Regions from separate parts of the Homo sapiens genome. Here region 1 is linked to region 2. A link is a contact called in ENCODE Hi-C or POLR2A ChIA-PET data. All regions are on one chromosome and are shown on one strand. The core of a region is the stretch at or near the end of the contact, and the rest is flanking DNA. Distances in the headings are between cores, read along the strand shown.

Region 1 (4,716 bases), core at 1,685-4,184, 87 kb before region 2:
AGGTAGTTCTTACCTGAAGCTAAGGACAGAATAAGAGAGAAGGTAGAGGAGGTATAGGAGAAAACCGGTGAATCAGGAGGAAACCTCGGTTGGAACCCTGACTACATCTACAGTCTGTGTGGCCCTGGGCAGGTCATTTATCCTCTCTGACCCTCAGTCTCTTCCTCTGAGAATGAGTGTAATAATTCCACCTTATAGGTATGTGAGGAATCCAGCACAATCTTTAATAATCATTGGCAAGTAGCAAGTATTTAATAATTGTTGGCTGGACCAGAATCTTTGAACCCGCCCCTGCAAGCAATCTAGCAAATTCTGTCTAGGTTCACAGTGGACTCCTGAGCTAAGTGAATTTAGCAATCTGTGGCTAAAGTGCCTCTCGTTGATTTTTTAATCTCAGAATAGGCTGGCTGCTTCCCTTCCTCAGGGAATAGTTTGTCTTGACAGGGCCCACCATTAGTGAGTTTTTGTTTTGTTTGGTTTGGTTTTGTTTTGGGCTAATGCCATGGCTGATAGGCTGAACATGCAAGCACTATTGTGTAGGAAAATATTTTTGCTTGAGCAGTCCCTGTCCGAATACACCCTTTCCACTTCTCTCTAGCACTCCTGGTTCTTAAAGACTAACTAGGGACTCACGCAGTGACTTACACCTATAATCCCAGCACTTTGGGCAGCCAAATTGGGAGGATCACTTGAGGCCAGGAGTTCAAGATCAGCCTGGGCAGCATAGCAAGATCCCAGTCTCTACCAGAAAAAAAAAAAAAAAGATTCACCTCTTGAAGAAGTCCACTCTAGCCCCTCACTTTGCACTGCTTCAGCCCACAGGCCTGCAGTTGGTACACACATGTATGCAAGCACACACATGCATGCACAACAGTCTTGCAATATTTTATACTCGTTAAAACTCTCCAATTGCTTTATGTACCTACGTCAGGCCTCCCTAACTAATACATAAGCTTCTACAAGATTAGGTGTCTTCTAAATTTCAGAACTTGTAAATGCCATTTACAGAGCATCTACTATGTACCATGTATTTCACCTACATTATTTTGTTAAGTCTTCCCAACAACTTTGCAAAATTTAGGTGTCATTATGTTCAATTTGCAGATGTGGAAACTGAGGCTCAAAGAGGTAAAGTAACTTATCCAAAGTCATAGAGCTCAGCACTCAAGGTGCACAAGTTGACACTTGTATTAGTCTGTTTTCACACTTTAATAAAGACATACCCAAGACCAAATAATTTATAAAGAAAAAGAGGTGTAATGGACTTACAGTTCCACTTGGCTGGGGAGGCCTCACGATCATGGCAGAAGGCAAAAGTCACATCTTATATGGCAGCAGACAAGAGAGAATGAGAGCCAAGTGAAAGGGGAAACCGCTTATAAAATCATCAGATCTCGTGAGACTTATTCACTACCATGAGAACAGTATGGGGGAACCACCCCCATGATTCAGTTATCTCCCACCAGGTCCCTCCTGCAACACGTGGGAATTACAGAAGCTACACAATTCAAGATGAGATTTGGGTGGGGACACAGCCAAACCATATCAACACTCAACAAATAATTTTGAATGACTGAAAGGATGGATGGATGGACAGATGAATGAATGGATGGTTGGATGGATAGTTGAATGATGGGTGGGTGAGTGGATGGATGGATAGATGAAAGGGTGGATGACTGGATGGATGAGGGGATGGATGGATGGATGGATGGATGGACTGATGAATGGATGGATGGTTGGGTGGACTGATGAATGGATGGATGGTTGGGTGGATAGTTGAATGATGGGTGGGTGAGTGGATGGATGCGTAGATGAATGGGTGGATGGTTGGATGGATGAAGGGATGGGTGGATGGATGGATGGATGGACTGATGAATGAATGGATGGTTGGGTGGATAGTTGAATGATGGGTGGGTGAGTGGATGGATGGATAGATGAAAGGGTGGATGATTGGATGGATGAGGGGATGGATGGATGGATGGATGGATGGACTGATGAATGGATGGATGGTTGGGTGGATAGTTGAATGATGGGTGGGTGAGTGGATGGATGGATAGATGAAAGGGTGGATGATTGGATGGATGAGGGGATGGATGGATGGATGGATGGACTGATGAATGGATGGATGGTTGGGTGGATAGTTGAATGATGGGTGGGTGAGTGGATGGATGCGTAGATGAATGGGTGGATGGTTGGATGGATGAAGGGATGGGTGGATGGATGGATGGATGCATGGATGGGTGGACTGATGAATGAATGGATGGATAGATGGATTGATAGGAGGGTGGATGAAAATATGCAAGGGTGGTGGATGAATAGATGGACAGGTGGTTGGATGACAGGGTGGACGGACGGATGAATGGATGGATGGGAGGGTGAACGAATAGATGGATGGTGGATGGATGGATGAACAGACTCAGCATATAAGTGGTGGAGCCAAGTTTATCTGACTCCAACAGGCCTTTCCATGTGAGCATAAGAGAGCTCCTGCTTTTTAGCACCAGAATAGGGACACAGCAGGCACTGTCACATAGTCCCCCAAACACAGGGTAGCAGCTGACCATCCTGGTTTCAACCAGTTTCCACAGCTGCCTGGATGCGGCACGTGCGAGCGGGATTCAGCCACTGGGTGAGCCATGACGGTGAGAACCAAAGATTCTCCTCCTCAGTAACCCCACGAGTGAGTTGATGGGCTGAGGTTCTGGTTTACCGGGACGCGCCCCCAGTGAGCAGGAGGAGCCCCCGCACCAGGCCACACGGGGGCAGCAGCTCGGCGTCTGCAGGCATCCGCGCACAGCCGGCGGGCAGGGCTGGTTCCGGAGGCCGCCGGGTAAGCACGTGGCGCCCGGTCTCACCTTCGCGCTGGCGGCGGGCTGGTTCCTGCAGCGCCGCTGGGGTGGCGGGGGCGTGGCTGAGAGTGCTCTAGGAAACACTGGAGCAACCACACGTCCGCGCCCGCCCATGGGGCACCTTCAAACCAGCCGGGCATGGGCGGCACAACTCTGCGCAGCCCTTAAAAGAATGGGGTTTTGCTGCTGCCAAAGATCCCGGAGCAGCAGCAAATGAGAAAAGCAACGTGCTGGACGCGCCTGGAGTGCCACCCCTTTGTGGATTCTAAATGTGTGCAAGTAACTAGATGCATTACTTGTCTATTGGCCCACGCACAAGAAAATTCTTGAAGGAAACCCAGCAGTTTACTTTTTATTTTCTGCCTTTCTGTGCTGTTTGAATGACTGTTTTGCCGTGGGAATGTATTCTCTCTCTCTCTCTCTCTCTCTCTCTCTCTGTCTCTCTCTCCCCCCCCCCTTCCCCTCTCTCCCTCTCTTATCTCCCTCTCTCCCTCTAGTCTTAATAGGAATTATCTGGAAATTGGGATTGGGAAGATTTTTTGTTTGCTTTTCCTTTCTTACACGTTCTTGGTTTTTTAACCTAATGTTTTTAAAGGAGGAGGGAGACAGTTTAGGGGTTGCTGCTGGCCCTGCCTCCTTAGCCCTGGGGGCAGGAGGGCTGGCTGGCAGCACTTGACTGCTTGGTGACCCTCCCTCTCTAGGGCAGGGAGCAGGTTCGGCCTTAGAGCCTCAGGTCCAGGACGCCCAGAGCCACAGGGGGCCCAGGCCATTTAACTGTCCAGGGCTGCCTTGAGGAACCAGGATGGGTCCATGAGGTACTGCGTGCTTGTAAAGCGCCCTGGCCCGCTGACATAGAGGGCTTCCAGTGGGGCCCGAGAGGCAGAGCTCCGGTGAGAATAGCAGGGCCATGGAGTCACCGAAGCCACAGACTTGACTTGAAGATTTGCCAATTCAACCTGGGCTGGGATCTGCATCGTCCTTGACAGTTTCATCGGGAGATCAGCCTGCTATAGCAAAATGGTCAGGACTTAGAACCCAACAGACTTTATTTGGACCTGGTTCCTGCATCTGACAGCTGGGTGACTTTGGGCAAATAACTTGACCTCGCGAGTCTCAGTTTTCTCATTTGTAAAACAGTAGTTATAAGAGTATTATCATAAAATTTAGCATGGATGTATGTAAACCACCTAGCAAAAAGACTGGCGAATAGCAGTTTTTAATTCTTGGTGGCTCTTTCCATTCTCCCTCTCCCTCTTCTTCCTCTTCTTCTTCTAGTAAGGAAATCGTAAAACTGAATGGAATAAAAACTGAATCGAGAAGCCAGGCGAGGTGGCTCATACCTGTAATCCCAGCATTTTGGGAGGCCAAGGCGGGCAGATCATCTGAGGTCAGGAGTTCGAGACCAGCCTGGCCAAGATGGTGAAATCCTGTCTCTACTACAAAAATACAAAAATTAGCCAGGTGTGATGGCACATGCCTGTAGTCCCAGCTACTTGGGGGGCTGAGGCAGGAGAATTGCTTGAATCCGGAAGGCGGAGGTTGCAGTGAGCCAAGATTGAGCCACTGCACTCCAGCCTGGGTAACAAGAGTGAAACTCCGTAAAAAAAAAAAAAAAAAAAAAAATGAATCGAGAAAGTCAACTATCTGGTGATCGTCATCTAATTGCCCCAGGTCCATCTCTGAACCAGATTAGTGTCTCCTAAAGATCTCAATCCTACACCCAAACTCAAGTGCCCCATCCAAGGCAGAGACCCATCTCCCGACCCTGCAGTTCCTACATGTTCTCACTTGAAGGCAACATTGAGCTTTGGATTTCAACCTACCCAGGGGCGCTCCCCTCTCCTCTCTTCTCCCAGCCTAGACTAAC
Region 2 (4,502 bases), core at 1,996-4,495:
GAGGCCTCTTCCATCCTGCCTCTGCCACCTGCCCCAGCTGAGCTCAGCATTCCCTTTACAGGACTTATTTTATACTTGATGGGAGCTCAGACCCTAGGGCCAGACTGCTGAGGCTACGTTCTGCTCTTACAGGACCTTGTGACCTAGGGCCAGTTACTAACTTATCTGGACCTCAATGCTCTCATTCATAAAATGAGAATAGTAGGACCTACATCACAGGGTTACTAAGCCAAATAAGAAAAAGAGCTGGATGCAATGGCTTATGCCTGTAATCCCAGCATTTTGGGAGGCCAAGGTGGACAGATCACCTGAGGTCAGGAGTTCGAGACCAGCTTGGCCAACACAGTGAAACCCTGTCTCTACTAAAAATACAAAAATTAGCCGGGCGTCATGGTGCGCACCTGTAATCCCAGCTACCTAGGAAGCTGAGGCGAGAAAATTACTTGAACCCAGGAGGTGGAGGTTGCAGTGAGCCAAAATCATGCCACTGCACTCCAACCTGGGCAACAGAGTGAGACTCTGTTGAAAGAAAGAAGGAAGGAAGGAAGGAAGGAAGGAAGGAAGGAAGGAAGGAAGGAAGGAAGGAAGGAAGGAAGGAAAGAGAGGGAGAGAGGGAGAGAAGGAGAGAGAGGGAGGAAGGAAGGAAGGAGAGAAGAAAGAAAGAAAGAAAGCAAGAAGGAAGGAAGGAAGGAAAGAAAGAAAGAGAGAGAGGGAGAGAGAGAGAGGAAGAGGGAGAGAGGGAGAAAGGGAGGGAGGAAGGAAGGAAGGAGAGAAGAAAGAAAGAAAGAAAGAAAGAGAAAGAAGGAAGGAAAGAAGAAAGAAAGAAAGGAGGGAGGGAGGGAGAGAGGAAGGAAGGAGAGAAGAAAAAGAAAGAAAGAAAGAAAGAAAAGAGAGAGGGAGGGAGGGAGGGAGGAGGGGAGGAGGGGAGGAACGGAAAGAAAAGAAAGGAAGAAAGAAAGAAAGTAAATCTCTTAGCATAGTGCCTGTCACATAGTAGGTACTTGATAGACATTAGCCATTATCATCATTATTATTATCTGTTGAGTATTTATTCTGTGGCCAGCCCTGTGCCAAGGACAAGGAACCCAACAATCAGTAAGGGTCCCATTGGAGCTCACACTATGGAGGGCATGTGTGGTAGATTCGTTTATCATTGCAATATATTCATTGCGTCCCCCAGCCCACCCCCTTGGCACTGGGCTCGGCCCTGTGACTTGCCTTGGCCATGGGATGTTGGCAATAAGATGGCAGCAGAGGCTGGGGCAGCATTTGCACCGTTGGGCCTGTGCTCCTGCGTTTCTGCCACATCTGGAGAAGAGCAAGCCCAGGCTGGGCCACTGGTTCTAGGAGGCAGGGAGAGACCTAGGGAGTGAAGCCAGCTGGCTGAGATCAGTCCTTCCCCAGCCAATATGCAACTGGATGACAAAAGCCACAGCGCGAATGTAATTCTTATTGCCATGTGCCTCTGTGGTTCTTATTTTTATTTTAATGGTTTTTTTTTTTTTGAGACTGAGTCTTGTTCTATTGTCCAGACTGGAGTGCAGTGGCATGATCTTGGCTCACTGCAACCTCCACCTCCCAGGTTCAAGCGATTCTCCTGCCTCAGCCTCCTGAGTAGCTGGGATTACAGGTGCACACCACCACGCCTGTCTAATTTTTGTACTTTTAGTAGAGATGGGGTTTCACCATGTTGGCCAGGCTGGTCTTGAACTCCTGACCTCAAATGATCCGCCCACCTCGGCCTCCCAAAGTGCTGGGACTGCAGGCGTGAGCCACTGTGCCTGGCCACCTCTGCGGTTCTTTAGTTGTTGTTAGGCAGCATTACTGTGGCCATAGCTAACGACACAGAGAGAAAGAATCATCAACAGGCAAGCGTAGCCTGATGTGGCAAATGTTGTCATGGCAGTAACAACAACTAGAGGAGCTGGGATATGGGCCAGGCAGTCTGCCTTTAGAACTCAAGCTTTTAGACTCTGTGGCCTCCCTCTCCTCCTCCTCTCCTTCCTCCCATTCCTCTTCCCTGCACCTAGTGCTCGATAAACACTTAGTGAATGATGTGGCCCCAGCAATGATTTTCCCACTGGAGCTCAAGGGCCTCCTCTAATCGTGTCTCACCGAGGGGCTTGTCAGCCTTCACTGGTTATCCATAGCTTGTCCTTATTCCTCAATCTATACAAAAAGTCCTGAGGGCTGTGACCACCCTGGTGTCTCTCCACCGGGCCTTGGCCACATGAAGCCTGTTCCCACCCCTAAATGCCACCCAGCCCAGCCCAGCAGTCCCTGACCTCTTATCTCCAGCACAGCCCTCGGGTGAGGGGATTGGCCACATCCTACAGCCACAAAGCAAACAGGGCCCGTGGCTGACCAGTCCTGGAGCAAGAAGCCCTGGTAGGAGAGACGGGGACCTGACATGTGAGTGAGCCAAGGGAAGGTGCAGAAAGGTCCTCTTCAGGAAGAGACCGTGGGGTAGTGCAGAAAACACTCGCTTTGCACCTTCTGACCCAGGTTCTCATCCCAGCTCTGCCATTATGAAGGCAAATTGTTCCACCACTCAGAGCTTTGATATCCTTGACTGTAAAAGGGGTTATCAAAGACCACCAAGCCCTGTGGTTGGAAGCATAAATTGGATAGAGTCTCAGCAAATGTCAGCTCCCTTCCCCACTTCCCTGTGGGTCTCAGCCTCAAGCAGGAATGTGGACCTAAGGCCTCCAAAGCTGAGATTCCTCCCAGACAGGTGTGGAACTGGAGGTCAGGAATAGCGTGATCAGAGCACAGGCTTTGGACTCAGACAGCCCTGGGTTCTGCTCACCAGAGGCATGACCTTGGCCCAGACACACTGCTGAGCACCTGGCTCTGCTTGCATGTCACTGGGATAAGAGGTCCTCCTGAGTGGAGCTGCTGTGAGCGGTGGCCGCTGGGACACAGAAGCACCCACTGAATGGGAGTTGGTAAAGGATTTGGAAGTCATTGAATGGGTTTGCATAACGTGGTTTCAACAGAAAGATATGACATGTCTGCTGTGTGCGCCCCTCCTTGCAAGGGGGCTTGCCAAGGGCATACGACACTCTGCTATCACCGTCCCTGGGTGCCGGGAAGGAAAGGTGCAGTGGCGAGGTGGCCCTGGACAGGGGCGGGTCAACAAACCTTGCTCTGTTGGATTCACCCACCACACAGCTGGAAAGGAGGGGCTGGGCCAGCGCTGCCTGCTTTCATGTTGTTCTATATTTACCACCCGTCGGTCTGTCTGTCGGGCGGGTGTGCGTTGATCCCTGCCCAGCGCCTCCCTGGCTCCGAGGGGCGCTGTTATCACTGGACATGAACGCTTTATCTCCCTGCAAGGCCCAGGCGGCATTTTGCTTTCAGGTTGAAACCTCCACCAGTCAAATTTCAAAAGCTTTCTACGTGACAGCCGGTGGCTGCAGCCACCTTCCTGGTCTCATTGACTTTGGTCTCTGCCTCTCTACAGTGGCTCAAAGGGAGCTTTCTGAAACCTTTCTCCCTCTGACAACTCACTCTTCATTCACTCATGTACTCAGTGTTTATTGGGACATTGTGCTGGGTGCTGGGGATATAGGACCTAATGAGATACATAAGGTTCCCACCCTTCCTAGAGATGACAGTGAAAAAAATAGTGACCTGTGGTCGTGAGTGCCACCATGTGAAAAGAGATGCAAAGGAACAATTAAAGGGGGGTGGCACTTTTAAATGAGGCAATAAACTTACGGTATAGCTGGCACACTGGGGACTCCCACAAGCCCCCCATGTGGGGCAGGGTAGGAGCTCCACTGGTAACCTGGGGAACTCCCCCAGGCTCAGTTCTCACCCTTGTCCCATTGACTGGGAAGTCTTTTGATCAGCAACCTGGGGGCAGATGCTTGTCTTAGGGGGACTTGTGTTATCCAAGCTCAGTTATGAGTTGAATTGTGTTCCCCGTAAAGATATGTTAAGGTCCTAACCCCTAGATGAGGTCATTAGGGTGGGTCCTAAACAATATGACTGGTCTCCTTTTAAAAAGTGTAAATTGGGCCAGGAGCAGTGGCTCACGCCTGTAATCCCAGCACTTTGGGAAGCGAGGCAGGTGGATCACCTGAGGTCAGGAGTTCGAGACCAGCCTGGCCAACATGGTAAAACCCCGTCTCTACTAAAAATACAAAATTTAGCTGGGCGTGGTGGCAGGTGCCTGTAATTTCAGCTACTTGGGAGGCTGAGGCACGAGAATCGCTTGAACCCAGGAGGCAGAGGTTGCAGTGAGCGAGATCGTACCACTGCACTCCAGCCTGGGTGACAGAGCGAGACTTGGTCTCAAAAAAATAAAAATAAAAAAGTGTACGTTTGGACACAATGACAGACTCACACAGAGGCAAGACGACGTGAAGACAGAGAGGGAGAAGACAGCCACGTGACGACGGGGGCAGAGATTAGAGTGATGCAGCTTCAAGCCAAGGAACACCAAAGATTGCTACAGCACCAGGAGCCGGGAAAGGCCGGGAGGGAATTCTCCC

Evidence for each region. A loop is a pair of places that touch in the nucleus more often than their neighbours do. ChIA-PET counts read pairs that join two places held with the same protein, here RNA polymerase II (POLR2A). Pooled maps may share reads with other maps.
Region 1: a pooled map shows a loop between it and region 2 (2.8-fold over the local background). The contact joins two enhancer-like sites. A Hi-C loop is called at or near these places in 2 of 168 maps with a recorded cell type or tissue (PC-9 and endothelial cell of hepatic sinusoid) and 9 of 50 pooled maps. POLR2A ChIA-PET finds 5 or more read pairs at or near these places in 3 of 52 experiments (CD4-positive, alpha-beta T cell, MCF 10A and WTC11).

What each region holds. Positions count from the first base shown.
Region 1 is chr5:173,282,054-173,286,769 of GRCh38, reverse strand. All of the region lies in intron 3 of LOC105377731 (a long non-coding RNA gene), which reads right to left. Among named protein-coding and RNA genes, the nearest start is that of MIR12118, 19 kb to the left of the region's middle. RefSeq lists a silencer at 2,750-2,889. Within about 2 kb of position 2,934, at least 2 of the 41 ENCODE cell types and tissues checked have a DNase peak (open chromatin) inside an H3K27ac peak, as active enhancers do.
Region 2 is chr5:173,195,082-173,199,583 of GRCh38, reverse strand. No RefSeq gene overlaps it. Among named protein-coding and RNA genes, the nearest start is that of NKX2-5, 38 kb to the left of the region's middle. Within about 2 kb of position 3,245, at least 3 of the 41 ENCODE cell types and tissues checked have a DNase peak (open chromatin) inside an H3K27ac peak, as active enhancers do.